Linked DNA regions of Homo sapiens: all the other regions are linked to region 6. Evidence: chromatin contacts called from ENCODE Hi-C or POLR2A ChIA-PET data. All regions are on one chromosome and are shown on one strand. The core of a region is the stretch at or near the end of the contact, and the rest is flanking DNA. Distances in the headings are between cores, read along the strand shown. Region 1 overlaps LINC01461 (long intergenic non-protein coding RNA 1461). Region 2 holds the start of MCOLN2 (mucolipin TRP cation channel 2). Region 3 holds the start of BCL10 (BCL10 immune signaling adaptor). Region 4 overlaps LPAR3 (lysophosphatidic acid receptor 3). Region 5 holds the start of SYDE2 (synapse defective Rho GTPase homolog 2). Region 6 has its middle 63 kb from the start of LINC01712.

The links. Hi-C counts contacts between places; a loop is a spot of excess contacts on that map. ChIA-PET counts read pairs that join two places held with the same protein, here RNA polymerase II (POLR2A). Pooled maps may share reads with other maps.
Region 1: a loop to region 6 is called in a map with no recorded cell type, with 3 times the contacts of the local background. The contact joins two enhancer-like sites. A Hi-C loop is called at or near these places in 2 of 37 single-sample maps with no recorded cell type and 2 of 50 pooled maps.
Region 2: a map with no recorded cell type shows a loop between it and region 6 (4-fold over the local background). The contact joins the promoter of MCOLN2 here to the enhancer-like site in region 6. A Hi-C loop is called at or near these places in 3 of 37 single-sample maps with no recorded cell type and 2 of 50 pooled maps.
Region 3: a loop to region 6 is called in a pooled map, with 4 times the contacts of the local background. The contact joins the promoter of BCL10 here to the enhancer-like site in region 6. A Hi-C loop is called at or near these places in 2 of 37 single-sample maps with no recorded cell type and 8 of 50 pooled maps.
Region 4: a pooled map shows a loop between it and region 6 (27-fold over the local background). The contact joins two enhancer-like sites. A Hi-C loop is called at or near these places in 4 of 37 single-sample maps with no recorded cell type and 10 of 50 pooled maps.
Region 5: a map of CD8-positive, alpha-beta T cell shows a loop between it and region 6 (7-fold over the local background). The contact joins the promoter of SYDE2 here to the enhancer-like site in region 6. A Hi-C loop is called at or near these places in 2 of 168 maps with a recorded cell type or tissue (CD8-positive, alpha-beta T cell and naive thymus-derived CD4-positive, alpha-beta T cell) and 5 of 50 pooled maps. POLR2A ChIA-PET finds 5 or more read pairs at or near these places in 1 of 52 experiments (WTC11).

Annotation. Positions count from the first base shown.
Region 1 is chr1:84,597,882-84,600,782 of GRCh38, reverse strand. LINC01461 (long intergenic non-protein coding RNA 1461) reads left to right here. Exons shown (of 3, transcript NR_125761.1): 3 at 2,687-2,819. Among named protein-coding and RNA genes, the nearest start is that of LINC01461, 22 kb to the left of the region's middle. Within about 2 kb of position 1,447, at least 8 of the 41 ENCODE cell types and tissues checked have a DNase peak (open chromatin) inside an H3K27ac peak, as active enhancers do.
Region 2 is chr1:84,995,363-84,998,419 of GRCh38, reverse strand. MCOLN2 (mucolipin TRP cation channel 2) reads left to right here and starts at 1,307. Exons shown (of 14, transcript NM_153259.4): 1 at 1,307-1,624. The coding sequence starts at 1,548. RefSeq lists enhancers at 1-444, 2,765-2,824 and silencers at 1,015-1,304, 1,915-1,964.
Region 3 is chr1:85,275,157-85,278,144 of GRCh38, reverse strand. BCL10 (BCL10 immune signaling adaptor) reads left to right here and starts at 1,513. Exons shown (of 3, transcript NM_003921.5): 1 at 1,513-1,849. The coding sequence starts at 1,793. It overlaps BCL10-AS1 (BCL10 antisense RNA 1), which reads right to left and starts at 1,787. Exons shown (of 2, transcript NR_045484.1): 1 at 1,348-1,787; 2 at 57-504. RefSeq lists enhancers at 1,213-1,915, 1,121-2,320.
Region 4 is chr1:84,852,704-84,855,814 of GRCh38, reverse strand. The region is part of intron 2 of LPAR3 (lysophosphatidic acid receptor 3); the gene reads left to right. Among named protein-coding and RNA genes, the nearest start is that of LPAR3, 39 kb to the left of the region's middle. RefSeq lists an enhancer at 1,143-1,392. Within about 2 kb of position 1,299, at least 6 of the 41 ENCODE cell types and tissues checked have a DNase peak (open chromatin) inside an H3K27ac peak, as active enhancers do.
Region 5 is chr1:85,199,471-85,202,381 of GRCh38, reverse strand. SYDE2 (synapse defective Rho GTPase homolog 2) reads left to right here and starts at 1,366. Exons shown (of 7, transcript NM_032184.2): 1 at 1,366-2,130. The coding sequence starts at 1,386. LOC124904207 (a long non-coding RNA gene) reads left to right here and starts at 2,140. Exons shown (of 2, transcript XR_007066199.1): 1 at 2,140-2,231; 2 at 2,343-2,911. RefSeq lists a silencer at 478-1,627 and an enhancer at 1,640-2,251.
Region 6 is chr1:83,507,251-83,510,325 of GRCh38, reverse strand. No RefSeq gene overlaps it. Among named protein-coding and RNA genes, the nearest start is that of LINC01712, 63 kb to the right of the region's middle. RefSeq lists an enhancer at 1,664-1,823. Within about 2 kb of position 1,530, at least 7 of the 41 ENCODE cell types and tissues checked have a DNase peak (open chromatin) inside an H3K27ac peak, as active enhancers do; they include CD8-positive, alpha-beta T cell, where a contact is called at or near this core.

The DNA.
Region 1 (2,901 bases), core at 198-2,697, 1.1 Mb before region 6:
TTAACCAAAATGTTCTCAATGAGTGGTCATTGTCTGCCCCATTTCCTCACCCCTGGTCCCTGCCCCTTCAGCCTTGTTCTGTCCCCACCCCTATAATGAAATAGCAACTTGTTTTTCTTTTTTGCCTTAATTTCACCACCTCTACTACCACCAAAATGTCTTAAGAAAACCCCATATGAAGGGTTCCAGTAAAAATAGTAAGTGTTGAAAATCCCAGAACAGAATTGAATGCTTAGGCCTCTAAGCTTTTATTAACCTTCTATTTCAAAACAGCTTACAGAAGATTCACATGTGATGAGAATATATTATTGTTCCTAACTGAACTAACATAGTCTAATTTGTCTAAATTGAGGCTTAAGTAAAGTACAATTCCTAGAGCTGTATGTTTTAACTTTCCTCGTCTGTTTGTCTGCTCCTTAGAACAGGATTTATCTACCTGTGTATCAAGTACTATAATGGAGCATACTATAATGAATTGTCCATTGTTTATGTCTACATTTAAAATTTGTTTAGAGACCTGAGATGAAAATGGGGCTTGTCAAGCCCTGGGAGCATAAACAAATCTTATTCTTAAGAAATTCCTCACTCAACCAATCATTCTAAACAAATATAGAACATCCATTGACTATAGTTCAAGCTCTTGGATATATAACAGGAATTGGCCTAATTCTTGAACAGGCAGTTTTCTGAGTATTGATAATAGCCAGAGGGCCCACACTTCTGTTTTGTACTTTCACCTTTCTTCTGGACCATTTTTCCCTTTCCTTCCTTCCTTCCTTCCTTTTTTTTTGACAGGGTCTTACTCTGTTGCCCAGTGGTACCATCATGGCTCACTGCAGCCTTGATCTCCCGGGCTCAAGTGAATTTCTCACCTCACTCTTGAGCAGCTGAGACTACAGGTGTGTGCTACTATGCCTGGCTAATTTTTCTTTTTTGGGGTGTTTGTTTGTAGAGACGAGGTTTTGCCATGTTGCCCATGCTGGTCTTGAACTCCTGGCCTCAGGTGATCCACCTTGGTCTCCCAAAGTGCTAGTATAACGGGTACACCTAGCCTCGACCATTTCTAATGCTGATATAAGTCTTTAGTCATATACAGTTTTTTCACAAATGCCTTTCAACAGGAAGGGAGCAGCTGTAATATCTCCAAAATAAATTTCTGACTCAGGCAGGATGCTTTTTATAACATCTATGAGTCAGAAGAACTAAGTTATAGAAACCAGACAGGGGCCCATTTCTTATCAATAATTTTGCTTGTTTAAATGTTTTTCCTCCACTTTCTCCCTGCTGTGACTGCAAAATCTATAGCTTTGTCAATTGTTTAAATTCTTCCCTAGAAGCGAAACTAATGATTTTCCATGTCTAATCAGTGAGAACAGTGCAAATTCTTCTTCCATCATGATCAGAATCTTCTAGGGTTATGGACTCTTTTAAACACAGATCTGAGTCACACATCAGAAAGCCTGTGGTCTTAAAACACTCATGCTCTCCTGAATTTTTCAGAGTTAACACTGGAGGAGACTCGCCCCCAAGTTTGCAGGGAGAGCTAAGTCTATATAGCATTCCTAAAGGGAGCCCAGAGAGGTCCTGTAAGGTGGAACTGGTGGGAGGGCAGGGAAAGGAGAGAAAGACGCTCTCTCTGCCCACACTCCTCCACACAACTCCATCAATCATCCCAAATCAAAAGAGAAAATTAGCCATATTATTTTACACTTGAGTCAATTCCGTGCAATCCAAGTGTTTCTTTTACCAGTTTAGTTGCTCTCTCAAATGCAAAATACTTTGGAAGTCATTTAAAAACTGCCAGAATAGTTCTTCCTGCACACTGGTTTCTGCCAACTCAATTTGAAATTGGCTCTCTCAGTTCTCTTTTTCTCATATGCAAGCAACTAGCCAGATCTCTACCTGCAGATGATAAAATGCTACCCCATGCAACTCCAGGTTTGCTTCTAAACCAGGTCAGGAGGCTGAGATCAAAACAATGAGGACCACTGGAGCCCCTGGGGAGTCTCCAAAAGGGTAATTAGGCTTCTGCCCAGGTCTGGTGGATTTCCCAAAGGCTTGTATTTTTTCAGAAATGGAGTGGAGGGGAATTGGGGAGAAATTACAGTAAGTGAAGGCCTTAAATGGCCTGGAAAATCTTCAAGGTGGTATGACATCATGGAAACCTCATCCAGCTCTTTGAAAGTGATCCCAACGTTTAGCACATTACAGGACTTAACACAAGGCAGATACTTGCTACATATTTATAGGATGAAAGAATAAACAGACTGCTAGAGTAAACTAAAAAACAATTCTCAAACACTAAGGATGTTTTCTCATATTTTCTTTCGAACGCTTTTGTTTGAAAAATGTTAGCATTTCCCATAATCTTGCTTCTAGATTTGATCTCCTCAAATTAATAAATATAAATGTTTCTGGCCCCCAAACCGCTATGATGGCAGCCCACCTCTCTGACCCTGTGAAATTTAAACATACCACGGAAGGCTGGAAATTTTATGCTTCTGAAAAGATGTTGAAAACCATCATCAACATATTCTGTAGTATCCTCCACATGCTGCATGTGACCATCAAGAAAACATAACTAGTCTGTGAACTGCGGGAGGTGCTCCAGGTTCGCTGACACTCCCCTCAGCTGCGGGGTAGGATGGCCAGATGACAGAGGGATTGTTCTCTCTCTTGTTTGCAGTTGGCAGTTTTGGAGTTTGCCCACCAGATATGCCATCCAAGAAGACCAAAAGTACAGCAGGATGATTGTGAACAAGACCAGGGACCTCAGCCCTTGCAAAAAAAGGTTGAAGACTATGTACATGAACGACATTCTAGGCTATCCTCAGGTGGGTTCCAAGACTAGGGCTCCCAGCTTCTTCCCTGGATCAACACCCAATGGGCGTGGCACTCAAT
Region 2 (3,057 bases), core at 58-2,557, 1.5 Mb before region 6:
GTCTGTTCGATTTCCCACAGGCGTCTTCCTTTCGTGCACCAAGAGGGAAAAGCAACGGCGGCTGCAGCAGGGCGCTGGGGTTACGAGTCCAGCCCTGGGGCCGTGCGCCCTCCCTCCGCGCCCGCCGGGCCACGCTGACGCTCCCTCCCGGCTCCCTGCCTTTCATCCCGACGCGGGCGCAGGGCAACTCGCTTTTCCTATTCCTTGCGCGCCGGTCGCACTTTCTAACATCTCAGAAATATGGCCCTTGTCACAGACTTTCATGATCGTGCACTTTAGAGAAAAGCCAGAATGAATGAACTTGTCAGTTTAATGTGAAGTCCTCAAGGGAAAGGACCATGTCTTTGTCATCCCAGAGACCACAGTACCCAACGGTCGGCTTGGCTCTCAGTGAGTGTTTCCCTAAGCATCAAAACAGGAATGACCAAAGCAACGGACAAATTAATGCATGTGGAAACAAGAAATGAATGCATGAGAGAGTGAAGAAAAGAAGGGGCCAGGCGCAGCGGCTTACACCTGTAATCCTAGCACTTTGGGAGGCGGAGGCAGGAGAATCGCTTGGGTCCAGGAGTTCAAGACTGCAGTCAGCAGTGATCGCAGGTCAGGCGACAGAGTGAGACCCGGTCTCACCACCACCCCCCCGAAAAAGGCAGGAACCCCAGAGGGCCGGGAGTGCCAGGTGCGGCCGCCCGGGAGCGGTGTGGAGGGTGCGTGGGCCACTTTGCCGCAGGGCCCACCGCCCGGGTCCCTCTGTAAGGCGCTTCTCCGGCAGACACCCCGAGCCAAAGCGGGCCGTACCGCAGCGTTGGGCACTTGGGTGGAGAGTGCAAGGGCGGCGGGCCTGCGCCCAGACAGGTGTAGCCGTCCCACGCTAGGTGTCCTCCTGCCGCTCCCTGGCCGCGCCATGCCTCGAGGCATGGAGGTGCTGGACCTGCCGGTGTGCAACCGCGCCTCGGGCCTGTCCTGGGGGCCGCACCACAGGTCAGTGCCCCACGGCGCCCTTGGCGTGCCCCACGCCTCCCTGGGGGCCCCACCGCCGCCCCCTTTTGGGACTGCTTACTTCCTCGGCTCTTCTCGCGCGCGCCTCGGTTCCATCCCCTACGGCCCCCACCCCGCCTCCGCGTCGCCGACCCCCTTCTCCGGGAGCGCGGGGAGGCTGGTCCGCTGAAGCGTGGAATAAGTCCCCTAGGACCCCAACTGGGGAAGCTCCGGTCCCCGGTAGGAGGCGGCGGGGCGGGGCGGGGCGGGGCAGCCCCTTGGGGGCGGGGCGGGAGCGCCTGGCCACGCGCCGCATCCTGCAGGGTGCACACAGAGCCGCCTTTCAGCCGCCCGAGAACTGCCCGCCGCACTCCACGACTGCGGCGCCTGCTCTCGGGCCGGGGTCTGCGCGCACCACGCGGCCGGCAGAAAGGGTAAGAGAAGGGAACCCCGCTTTGCAGGGCTCCAACTTCGGCGGACGCGTTACGGCGAGGGCGAAATGAGTCGGCCGTGAACGGTGTTTCCTGTTCCGAATCCCGAGAGCCCTGGAAAGTTTTGAAGGAGGAGGCATGGCCCGGCAGCCTTATCGTTTTCCCCAGGCAAGGATTCCGGAGAGAGGATCAGGTGTTTTCAGGTTAACCGTCAGGTGAGGAGTCTGGGCTTCATCTTTCAGGATGCTGGACTGGAGAAATCTTCCTAAAGTCGATGGCTTTACTTTCGTAGACTAGAGCTTGCTTGCTGCCTTGGGAATGCTTATATTAACTGCTTGCAGTTAGTTAAATAAGGCTAGGCTGTGCCTTCCAGAACAAACAGGCCTTTCCCTCAGGTGGGAGGGTTGTAGTGTGGCTAACCCCAGTTCCTCGGCCTTTATGAAAAGGCGCACAGTTCAGCCGGTTGGCGCTGCCAGCGGGCCCCTCCTCCGTGGTCAAACCTCCAGCCACCCCAGCACAGTTGAGCCAAAGTTGTGAGTACAAACAGACCTTGGCTCCCCCGTTTCCTGCTCTCCAAACATATATATATATATATATATATATATATATATATATATGAAATATATACGTATGTGTAAGTGTGTGTGTCTCTGGTTGAACGGTACTTGTGGGAAACAAAATTGTGTGTCATTGTAAACTGAGAATGGAAGAAAAGGTTAGTAAGAGAAAGGTGGGAGAGGTTTCTTATGGGTGTCAGGATGTAGACTCTGATATTTTATGTAGAGGGAACCAACTACGTAGTTCTCCCCAGAAATGGGATGTGGGTTTCACTCTCAGGAGCTGCTCATCACCTTTGTGATGTGCTAACCAAAATCGCACAACTTTTGGGAAATTTGATAGCTTTCCCCTATTGAGTCAGAAGTTTCTTGAGACTTTAGCCTGTCTTCCTCTTCATACCTTAAGAGGAGTCAAACTCCCGTTGCCGTGAACTTTCCACAGGCACACCCTTCTCCTTTAGAAAACCGTTCATAGGTCAGTTTCTGTGGCCGGAACTCTAAAAACGACACATTTTCCATACAGAGGCCATCATAATACCAATTTTATTTAACCTCCTGTAATAAAAAATGAGTGAATCCTAATAAAGTGTTTGAGGTAGCCACATTCTTTTCTGTGAAGGAGGAACATATCAAAAGTGTTTTTTTTTAAAAAAATAGAGTAATAGATATAAAATATTTTAATGAAGCAAGTGAGAAGAACTGAGAGACATAGTTTGAGCAAAGGGGCACGAAATACAGAACTGAAAGTCAAGAATGATCATATTCACAAGCTGATCTCTTTGGCTATGTCTCTGTCAGTGAAGTGAAACCTAGAACAAGACAATTTTAAAACCGGCGGAAAAAGAGATGGCTTCTTGTGACTATAGCTTTCAAAGTAAAAGTAGTGGCCAAAGAAAACTCTTCTGGCTGTAAAAGTAAAAGTGGACTTTCCTGAAGCTGGGCTGTTTTCTTTAAGGCCTAGGGTCTAAGTTCCGTGTGTCAGTTCTGAAGAATTAAATCACTCTTTAGTGAGCTCTTGTGTCACATGTTAAGGGGTTCATAGAAAAAAGTGCAGGCATACCTTGTTTTATTGTTCTTTGCTTTATTGCACT
Region 3 (2,988 bases), core at 264-2,763, 1.8 Mb before region 6:
AGCACCTAGAACAGTGTCTGGCACATAGTGGACATTCAAAACACATTTGTTAAATGAAAGGATTCATCCTAAAGTTAAGGATGGTTCAGTAAATCGGATGGAAGATGATGAAAAATTAAGCAATTAGAAAAAAACTGTCCTTGTGTAATGTGTCAACATGGAAACAGGACATAATGTAAACATCAGAATCCCTTGCTGTGATTCTGGTTTTTGTGGCTCTGGTTACATTGTTTTTTTGTGTGTGTTTTTTTTTTTTTTTGCTTTCCCGTTTCTTAAACATTGGCGTTCCCAAGTTTCTCCTTGGTCCTCCTGTCATTTTTATCTACTCTCGTAGCTTCAAATACCATCTAGTTTATAGTTTATTTAGCATGTTGTCCAAGCCACCGTCTTGGGCCCAGGGCTCTACCTGTAGCTTTTCATCCACACTTCTCAGGTTGCTTCTTACACAGCGCCATAGTAGTTAAAATACGGTCTGGGGATAGTCGTCTCTTCATCAGTCTCCCCCTATAAAATGGAGGACTCATAGTATAAGTTGCCTAGAACATATTAGTAAGGACTCAATAAATGTTTGAGTAGGATGAGCTGGGTGGCTCATGCCTGTAGTCCCTGCACTTTGGGAAGCCGAGGCGGGTGGATGGCTTGAGCCCAGGAGTTTGAGACCAGCCTGGGCAACATGGCGAAACTCCATCTCTATAAAAAATACAAAAAAACTAGCTGGACTCCCAGCTGCTTGGTGGCTGAGGTGGAAGGATCGCCTGAGCCCTGGAGGTGGAAGCTGCAGTGAGCCGAGAATCGCACCACTGCACTCCAGCCTGGGCGACAGAGTGAGATCCTGTCTCAATAAATAAATAAATAATCAGTTGAGTGCATACTGTGTGCCCAACTACCTTTAAGAACTTTACATATGATCCCGGCAGCCCTAAAAGGTAAGCATATCTATCTCCATTACACAGATTAACTAATGAGGAAAAGCTATGTTTATAATGAACAGTGACCAAAAAGTATGCAAACGTTAAATGAGGTGTTAAAGTGGTGGGATTGTAGGTGGTTTCTTTTTTTCTTTCAAAAATTTGTTTAGTATTGTAGTTAGGCTGTTTGTGTGTATGCATGTGTATGTGTGTATGAGTGCGTTTGTGTGTGACCAAAACAGTAACTGGCAAACGTAACAACAGGAAATTGTAGGGCAGGGTCTGGGAAAAGGGGAGGAACCCAAGGTACTGACAAGCCCAGACCGGACTCCCCCGAAGTGAGCAGGCAGCAAAGGCTGAGAGTGCCAGCTGCCTGGGCACTGACGGACCCCACCCACGGAAACGATGCCTTATGAGGAAGCTAACCCGGGCCACTTACCGACGACCTGCGCAGGCGTGGCTTGAGGAAACGCCCGCTGTGGGCGGAGCCACCCGAAAGGCTCCGGTCGGGGGCGGGAACAGGATCGGCCCGCGGGCTGGCGTCGATAGGCTGCCGCAGAGACAGGGCGGGCTCTGCTAAGCGACGCGCCTCGCCGTGGGGCGGTGCCTGCGCCTGAGCCTCTACGAGAGGGAAGGAACGCTGCTCCGAGCTCCGCGTCGCGTCGCGTAGATTCGCGTCGCCGTCGACCTCAGAGGCGGGGCCGGAAGCGCTACGGTTTGACCCCCGAGTCCCTCTGTTCCCGAAGGGGCGGCCGTCTTTCTCCCGACCCGCTCCGCCTCCTCTCCTTCTTCCCCATTACCCGGAGGCCGAAGCCCCCAGCCAGGGCGGGGCGGCGCAGCCCGAGCTCCCGGACCCGGAAGAAGCGCCATCTCCCGCCTCCACCATGGAGCCCACCGCACCGTCCCTCACCGAGGAGGACCTCACTGAAGTGAAGAAGGACGTGAGTAACGCAGCTGTGCCCAGGGCGGGCGGGGGCGGGCTGCAGCCCAGCGGGAGACGAAAGCGGAAGCCTGGAGTCCGAGGACAAGGAGGATCCTCCAGGTCGGAGGAGCGGAAAGTCCTAGCACAGGAGGACTGTGGCGAGCCCTGCATCCGAGGGACCTTGGTGGCAGTGATCCTCCAGTGATCTGTCAATCCAGGTTTTACATCGCTAAACGCAGAGCTTGGGCTTTGTTGCCAAGTGGTGTTTTGATTCTTGCCCACTCCTCACCCATCTCCTCATGCTTTCCCCCCAACTGGGTTCTTGGAGATGCTTCGTTAGGGACTGGCGGCTCAGATTCATCCTTAAGTCAGGCTGCCTAGGCTGCTCACTCAGCCTAGAGCGAAGGCTGTACCAGGTGAAGGATCCCAAGCAGTGGACCAAAAATGTGAAGCTCTTTTGCATAAGGGGGCTTGAGGAAGCTCAACAGCTGAAAGCACAACCTGGAATTCCCCTAGTAAGCAGACGCCCACATATTTAAATTGGGGTTGGGGGAGTGAATACACGTAGCTGAGAATTAATGTACAGGTAAACGTCGAAAATATTCAGTAGCTAAATTATGCTCTTCTCGGATGGTGCAGAACCACATAAACCTTCATATTTATTCGTAACGAATGGCTTTGTTGAGATATGACATTCTTTTTCCTTTGCGTTTACTTGTTTTGTCAGATGAGACCTATATGAGTATCACTAAAATACTTTATCTGAAGTCAAATGAAAAACAGAAACTCAACATGAAACGTGTTCTTATTGAACACTGCAGTACTTTTACAAAGTCATTTTGATGAACTGGACAGGATGGCAACTTTTTAAATGTTCATCCACTTCAAATCCCTTCCTCTTCCCTGTAAGGTTTATTACACTGTACTCACAATTGGTGTGACTCACCAGCAGAAGGAAACTGGATATGACTGGGAGTTGTGCTTAGTTTCCTCATTCAACAGAGATTTATGGAGCACTTGCTATATGGAAAGCACTGGCCTTGGGTCTGGAAGGATACAAAAAAATGAAGATCAGTTTCCTGCTTTACATTCTAGTTGAGATAAGAATGGAACATAAATAACTACTGTAGAATAAATGTTGTCTTATTCATGGTGAGT
Region 4 (3,111 bases), core at 50-2,549, 1.3 Mb before region 6:
TCTTTCTTTTCCCCCCACGCCACTGTTTCAGACACCTCCCTTGGCAGTCAGTTTAGAAGTGCTTTTCCCAAATCAGTGTTCTTGTTTCCAATGTAACCACTGCCCTGCCCTCTTACTTCTTCCATTTCCTCTGGTCCAGACCCCTTCAGTTCCATTACACCAAATGCACTCAGCTTCTTTTATTCCCCTCTCATGCCCCCTTCTTCAGAACTTCTGGCTTTTCTTCTTTTTAGAAAACTGAAACCTTCCTCTTAAGCTGAAACAAACAATTATTGAATATTTTCTGAGTGCAAGGTGGAGAAACATTTCTCAAATTTGACCTCTTTGAAAAGAAGGTATAGGGAGAGGTTCCAGTACCCAACTACATCCAACCCTCCTGCCAACACCCAGCCTCCTGGAAGGTTTCATGTTCCAGAACTCAGGAACACCCTCTCTTAGGGCTTTGATTTCTGCCAAAGGAGAAATGTGGTCATCGTCTGTGACTCAGGCGTCATATCACTGGGCTAATTCAACATCTGGAATAGTATGGTGTGTGCTGGCCAATGGTAGAATTTTATCAAATTCCATGTTAACATTGTACTTCGAAAATTTCAGCTGGGGACTACTATGTTCATTGTGTATCTATGGCAAACATGTTGGGTGGGAACTGGGAGTAAAGGGTGTTTGCTGGAATTATGCCCTGTCGTGGACCTAGGGATCAACACAGAAGCTGGGATAAGGGGTAAGGGAACCAAGAGTTATTGGCAGGAGTCATCTTCCCTCCTGCACTGACAGTTGTCCCTCCAGCCCAGCCACCTGCTCTCCCTCACCACCAGATTGTTGTTAACTCTGCAGAGTATGTGGCGGAAAGATCCCATTACCTCAAAGAATCAATACTGTTGAGAGATTTGACCAAGTTCACTTTGTAAATTACTGCAGCATTGTGGCTGCAGCTCTGGACCTTCTAGTTCCTGCTTCTTCTAGTGGGTCCCAACTTCTTGCCTTGGCAAAATATACCTGTCCTTGGATGCCTGAGTGACAGTGAATCACAACAGGCGTTGTTTTCATCAAGTCAGAGAATTTACTGCTCAGTGGTGAACCTATTTTATTCTTTATGTTTTTTTCTGCATTTTATATTTTCTCATCATAAACATTTATTGACTACCTTGCTAGGTTTTAGGCAGTGTACTAACTATGAGACATGGCCTCTACCCTGAAGGCACTGTGAATCTGTGCTTGCTCTAGTGGTTTATGGTTGTCAGGAAATGACCAAGATTTATGAGTCAACGGTTGTGTCACATGAGAGATAGATGACATGGAGGCAGACCTGTTCTGTGTGGCTTTTCCTGTGTGTGACTAATAGAGAACCCTATTTCCAGGCTTATTTGAGGAAATGAGAAATGTACTCAAAAAAGATAACTGAAGGCACAAAGAAATATACATAAGGGCTGAATGAGGGGGCCTAGGCTGAAAAAATGCTGTGGGCTTGGATGGTCCATGGAGGCCTCTTTGAGAAGGTAGAATATAAGCCTGATTTCAGTGTAACAGGTGGAGAGGAAAGGGGAAGGCATTGCAGATAGGAGGAAAGGCAGGGTGGGAGACAGGTATACATATGTCTAGGGAGGCCATGCCAGGGCCGTGGGTAGAAAGGGGAGACTGGGCAGACTGATTTCTGGAATAAGGAGTTTGAATAGTAATGACAATCTGGTTTGAGAGACATAAGGGAGCCAGAGACTGGAAGGCCTTGGATCCTAGGGTCCTGTGGACTTCATTGTCAGATATCTAAGAGAGACTAGGCAGATAACATGGGTATATGAATTGGGTCTGGAGTGGATATAAGGAAATAGGGAGGGGTGGTGCCTGTGGCTAACTAGACAGATCATGCCCTGTGTAAAGACAATCAGTTTCATTTTTTGTTAAAAGACCATGCAGGCCCAATTAAATAGGCCTGTGGCCAGTCTTCAGCCCACAGCTGAACTGCCTCATCTGGCAAGAAAGAGCCCATGTAGGATCTTGAGTGTTGAGAAGGTGGGAGTTGCAAAATGCAAAGCAGGGTTTTAGAAAGATGAGAGGTGGGTTGGAGAGGGAGAGATCACTTAGGAGACAATAGGAGAGTCCCCAGGATCTGGGGATGGGAGGTAGCTCAGATGCCAGAGAGAGGCAGAGCTGGTCCATCATGGTAGATGTTGTAGGAAGGCACATTTGTCAGCAGCAGCTAGAAGGCCCATCGGGGCTGCAGGGGAGGAGAAGAGAAGCAGGCCAGTGGGGCGTGAGCTTATGGAAATCTGGCAGGAGGCAGAGAGAGAAGAAGCAGGAAGAGGGATCCATCATGGGAACTAAAATTCAGAGGCAGGGTCAGGCAAGAGCAACACTTAATCAAGCCTTGCCACTTTCCCCAAGGTCTTTGAGCTTTGCCCTGTCTCATTCCCCAGCTGACCTCCCAATCTTTGCTTTCTTCATCTGGCATGAACTCCCTTAATTTCCCTTCCTTCATATCTGAGTCCACCTGCACAGGTCACATCCTTACCATCCTAGCTTTTCACTAGGGCTCATTCCTTCCAGCCAGGAGCTGGGGGATCCACGAGCCTACTCTTGTCCTTATTCTTGCTTTCCTATGAGCTTGATCGTTCAAAAATGTAAGCCCTGACCTTAACTCCCCTTCTAACTACTGCTCTGTCTCTCCCTCCCTTCACTACCAGACTTTTGTTCTTGGTTTTTTTTTTTTTTTCTTTTCTTTTCTTATTTAGAGATGGGGTCTCCCTATGTTGCCCAGGCTGGTCTCAAACTCCTGAGCTCAAGCGATCCTTCTGCCTCAGTCTCCCAAAGTACTGGGATTATAGGCACGAGCCAGTGTGCCCCGCTGATTTTTTTACTCTTGTTTATTTTCTTTTCTTAATACTTCAAACCGTAGTAAGCTAGCTTCTTCCTATACTACTCTAATACTACTGTGTTTGATTAAGCCACCATTGTCTTCCTAGTTGCCAGATTTAGTGATCTACCTTGACCTTCCTGTTATGTGCCTGCTTGCTTCATGCTCCCTTTGATAGTGTCTTCCTCCTTCTGTTCCTTCTCTGCTGCTTGTCCAGTCTCTCCCATTTCTGACCATCTCTGAAATGCCCTTTGTTCCTTCTC
Region 5 (2,911 bases), core at 117-2,616, 1.7 Mb before region 6:
ATTTTGTTAGCATGCATTAACTGAAATAAAGAAGGAAAAACAGACTTAAAAGAGACATCGGTGGGTGGGTTTTGTTTTGTTTTTGATAAAAGAACTCTTATAGAAAAGGAATCGCTGCAAATTTCTTTTAGCTAGCTAGCTCTCTGGGCGATTAAAATGATTGATACATTTCTAGAACACATGCACCGAGATACACCTGCACTCGTACTTTGTCCGTCAAAACAATCTTTGTTTTCTCTCAAGCTAGGACTTGCTGTGCCTAAGACACACCTCGTGCAGCGGTGGCGGTGAAGGTGCTGGGGTGACAGCCAGGAGGGCACTTTCCCTTTCTCGGGCTCCCTAACCAAAACTTTGCAGCCACCAGCCCAAACTCACGTTCCTGCTCGTTCTTCTTTCCCCTGCCTCAACTCTCCCCGCACCCTTCGCGCTCTGTGCGCCCACCCCTGCTTCCGTCGGTCAGCTTCAGCCGACCTACTACTCAACCTACCGGCCCGCGCCCTCCGCCTCCACCTGCACCACTCGCCCACCCCGAGAACCCACCTCTGCCGCCCCCGGCCCGCGCGCCCCGTCGCGGCCCGGGGCTCCGGGGCATGCGCGTTGCGGCGCCACCGCCCTCCCCCACGCCTTCCCGCGGCAGAGTTATGCCAAGTATGTGAGGAGCCGGCGAGGGCCAGCGCCGGTCATGGGGAGCCGCCGCCGCCTCCGCCTCCGCCTCCGCGAGCGCGGTTTTCTCCCCAGCGGGGCTCCGACCTCTCCCCCTGGCGGGGGTGAGCCTCGCGGCTAAGGCAGAGGGGATGGCGGACCCTCTGAGGAGGACGCTGTCCAGGCTCCGGGGAAGGCGGGGTCCCCGCGGCACCGGGGGGCTAGGGCTCCGGGCGGCAGCCGCAGCTGCGGTGGCGGCCTCTTCGGCAGCCGCGGGAGACGCCTGGGGTGCCGCAGACACCCTCCCACGTGAGCACGCCGGGGGACACGGGCGGAGCCTACAGCAGCCCTCGCCGTCACCTGAGGCGTGGGGTCCCGGGGCGCGGGTCCCCGGAGGGCACCCGGAGCAGTTGGGGGCGCTCGGGCCTCGGCCGCGCGGCGGGCAGGAGGCCGCCCCCCAGAGCCATGGGCTCGCTCACGCCCCTCCGCACTCCCCGGAGGGCTCCGAGGACAGCGGAGAGGAGGAGGAAGACGACAAGGACGAAGACGACTACGACGCCGACTACTACGAAAACCTGCCCGGCGGCTCGCAGTCTGCGCCCGAGCCTGAGGGGGCGGAGGCGGAACGGCGTCCCCCGCCTCCCCCAGCGGCGGGCTCCTCCCTGGGGGCGGAGGGCGGCCGCCTGGAGACAGGCAGGCTGCGGACCCAGTTGCGAGAGGCCTATTATCTGCTGATCCAGGCCATGCACGACCTGCCCCCTGACTCGGGCGCGCGGCGGGGCGGCAGGGGCTTGGCGGATCACAGCTTCCCCGCGGGAGCCCGGGCTCCGGGCCAGCCGCCTTCCCGCGGCGCCGCGTACCGCCGAGCCTGCCCCCGGGACGGGGAGCGGGGAGGCGGCGGACGCCCTCGGCAGCAGGTGTCCCCGCCCCGGTCGCCTCAGAGGGAGCCGCGGGGAGGCCAGCTGCGGACTCCTCGGATGCGGCCGTCCTGCAGCAGAAGCCTCGAGAGCCTCCGGGTGGGTGCCAAGCCGCCTCCCTTCCAGCGGTGGCCGAGCGACAGCTGGATCAGGTGCGGCGCGCACCGGGACTGGGACGAGCCCCCGCCACGTGGAGGCAGGATGGACGGCTGGAGTGGGGACCGCGCCCGGGCGGCTGCACCCACCGGCCTCCAGCCTCCAGGCTGCAAGGACCACGGCTGCTCCTCGGGAAGCCCTTTCAGGGATCCAGCGGGGTCCTCTGTGATACGCAGTGGCAAAGGAGACCGCCAGGAAGGCCCCTCCTTCCTCAGGCCGCCGGCAGTGACAGTCAAGAAGCTGCAGAAGTGGATGTACAAAGGGCGTCTGCTGTCCCTGGGAATGAAGGGTCGTGCCCGTGGGACGGCTCCCAAAGTCACAGGAACGCAGGCAGCCTCCCCAAATGTGGGCGCTTTGAAAGTGCGTGAAAACCGTGTCCTGTCGGTGCCTCCAGACCAAAGAATTACGCTGACAGGTAGGATACTTTGCGATGAAAATGCTAGCACCGCGAGCCTTACTGTTTACCGACTGGGCTTCTGTCTTAAGAGCCAAGAAAAAGTTATGTTTTTGCGACAGGTACGTTACCGGGCGAAAGTAAGTGTCATGTAAGTGGCAGCTTAAAGTAATTTCGGGGTTACTTAATGTAATGCATTTACTCGTTTTGCTTTTTTTTTTCTTTTTAATCAGACAATGGCATGAAGAATTGAGGTTGTGATTTCTTCTCGAAAAACCAGTGTGTCTATTCCCTAAGTATTACCTAAAGGAGTAAAGGTTAAGTATAACACACTTTTAGTAGGTTTACAGATGGGCGGCACTGTCTTGATTTTTATTCTTTGTAGCTCTAGGCAAATCCGTAGACTTTTGTGGAGTTTGTAAATTTGAATTTGATTCAAGGTAGATTTTATAGGCTTCATAAACTGTCATTTTACTCATTACAACTTTTTTTTTTTGCCTCTCCCAGGCACGCACACACATGCATACATACACACAACCAAAAACCCAAACAAATCAAACAAAAAAAACCCTACCATAAGTAGAATTTTTTAGTCAGGTAGTATTTCACATACACCATCTCTCCACCTGCCTCCCCCCGACAAAGAAACCTCAACAAAGTAATCTTTTTATTGTGAAAAATCAAGGACACTAACATTTTAATCAAAAGAAAAATGTTCCTCAGGTAGTTTTGTTTTTAAAGCAGTCATTTGCAAACTTAAATCCTATTTATAAGAGAAGTAAATTAGTTTTTTAAAAAGTAT
Region 6 (3,075 bases), core at 281-2,780:
GGTGATTAATGCCATGGTAGAGATTTTTCTGAATTACCTACTCATCATTTCATTAGAAGGATAGTATACAGAATTTGAAAGGAGTTTGGGATTCTTTAGTTCTAGCTTCTAAGAGGTACATTAATTTATTGTATATCCCTATCAAGACATTATCTAGCTTGTGCTTGAACTCCTCTATCAATGTTTATGGCCTCCAAAGATATTTCATTCCATTTTTGGAAGGTTTTATTAGTAAGAAAGTTTTCCCTTGTACGGAATAGATTTTTTTTTGCTTACCTTTAACATATTATCTAACCTGAAGATCTACAGAATAAATCAGCTCTCTCCTTCATATAACAGATGTTTAAGTATTTGAAGACATCTAGCAGGACTTGATAGCCTTCTTACCTTTTGGGCACCATTTGTTAGCTCTTTCAACTATACCACTTAGGCCATAGTTTCCTAAAATGTTTCCATCCTTGTGGTTGTTTTTCTGCACGTGCTTCAGTTTATTAGTGCTTCTTGCAACGTATGCTTAGCAAGAAATACTATTCTTGAGGCACAATTCAGAAACACGAAAAGAGATAGCAATATGTTCCTTGGCTCTGGACATTAGAATTCAGTTTGTGCAATTTAAGATAACTTATTAACTTGTTTTGGCATCTCATGACAGAGTTAATTTGTTTTGGGTTTGTACTTAACTACAACTAATTGCTGAAGCACTGTTGGATTCTTCACTCTGGTTGTGTTTTTAAGAAGTTTTGATACAATTAGCCTTACTAGGCTTGTCAGTGACTCCCTAATTATCACATTATAATATATCACTAGAAACCATCTGAAGTCTTGCAAGGCATTGGTCATGGAAAGCATGAACATAAAATTTATCATCCAAACTTGGACTCTTTTGGGAGTAGAAGAGGGTGCTATTAATAATTACTCCAGTGTAAATAGAAACTGACCCAGCCAAGGTCCCAGACTGTGGAAGGATTAGAAGTGGTGTTTATGCATACCTCAATCTAAACTAGAATGGAGTTAAATTTATCGGTTTGAAAACTTCTGTTAACTATGAAGTTAGAAATCACAACTGTTTGACTTTATTTACTTAATTGTCGTTCGTTAATTTAATAGAACTATTTTAGCTTTTTTCCTCTCAATTCTGTCCTTTTCCTATGGGTGGACTTAAAGTATGCTTTATTTGACCCAGATTCCAGGTTGGCTACCACTTATTCTTCAGAGAGAAATACACTCCAAGCTAGCACCTCTGGTTTCTAGCAAGCTTTGCCAGACATCCCTCTTTCCCTGGCAGTTACCTCATGGGGTGTTTTTCCTCTCCTGTGAAATAGTCTGGCCAGTTGAAGTTACTGGGCAAGCATTTAATTAGCAACCATCAGCTGAATGCTGTGCAAGTAGGCTCCACCCATGGTCTCTAAGCTAAAGATCTGAAGAATTCCAAATCTTTCTACAATTCCCTTTGGGTGCAACAAGGAAGAGCCTTCAGGCTAACAGCCAACTTGTCCTCATCTCAACTCAATGCTCATCAGCCATTTGGGAACAGGCAGTTTTAAAACAAAACAAACAAAAAGCGCAATTCAACCTTTCTTCCAAATAAACTTTGTAAAGTATCAGATAAAAAAGAAATGTGTGTGTGCATGTGTGGGCTTTCTTTTTTTTTTGTCTTGTAACTTTCTTCTCTGGATGCTGCATATGAGCTATTTCCTGCCTTGTGGTCAGAGCCAGACTCCAGACTTGCACGAAATCTCAGAGTTTAAAAAGAGACTTGCTTTTGGGTGGAGTTGAGAGTTCGGGGAAGGGAAGTGAGGAGTAAGAATAGCTTTGAAGTCAGATACCTGTCTTCCTGATTCTGCTTGGTATTTTGCAGCAGTCTTACTAATAGTAATTATCTTCTGAAAACGTGTTTATAAGAGGTAAGCTAGATTTGCAGATAACTTTCGAATTAAAATTCATAAAAATGTTGCACAAAAATGTAATTTGTTCCACACCGTGGAAAGTAATATCCTGATTCCCTTTCTCTTCCTTGGCACTCCGAAGACATCAAGGAAACCACATGACCTCCATAATCTCCTCAAATCCTGTTTCTGAGGCCATGGAGACACATATCACAAAAGATTTAAACATTGAACACTAATGCTTTTACGTTAAAAAACATGGACTTCCTATTGAAGAGTCTGAGTAACAGGCAGATGAGCTCAAATTATTTACTTGTTGTTTGATTTACTTTAAGTGTACCAAATGCTTAAGGGCACCTAAGCTCATGTACAAAGGATAAATGCTGCAGCAAAGCTCAAGTCAGAATTCTATCCATCCTGCATGAAGCTGGGCCTAAGAAATTTAATCTTATCTACATTTCCCAAAAAGTGAACACACTGGAACAAAACCTGAGTTTTTGGGAAGTCATAAAAAAAAAAGAGAGAGAGAGAGACAGAGAGGAGACAGATGCATAAATCATAGTAAAACACTCAGCATGGTAACACTGTCCCTCTGGCTCAATTGCAGGCCATATTCTCCTAAATGCCCAGTTGGCAAGAAGGTTCTTGTTATAGCTGCTAAATCTTCCATGTATGCCTCCCTTGATACAAGCAAGACTAAATGTCCCCAACCCACAACAGGGATGATGCTATTATTTCATCATTGGCAAAGCTACCCCTAAGAGATGTATCTTATAAGATAAACTGAATGAATTTTTCAGATTCTGAAAAGACTATCTTCAATGATCAAAGCAGGCAAAGAATGTTTCATATCTCATCCAAGAAAGCTACTGTCTCAGTAGGTCATTTTGAGGCTCAAATTTAACACATTAATGGGTTCAAAGCATTAGTGGGATGGGATGAGTATAGAGATTCAGTATGCTCATCATCACCACTCCCCATATTTACACTGCCCCTCCACCAACCATATATACATAAAGGGAATCTGCATAGACTTGAAAAATGCCTGGTTGCTTTTGGAACAAATTCTTTTGGAACTAGGCTCTAGCTCAACTAGATTTTAAGCAATCCACATCTCATAGAAAAGAACACATTTCTCTGTTAGAGCACTTGCACTCTCTGAGTGGTGACTATAAATTTAGTAAAGTTT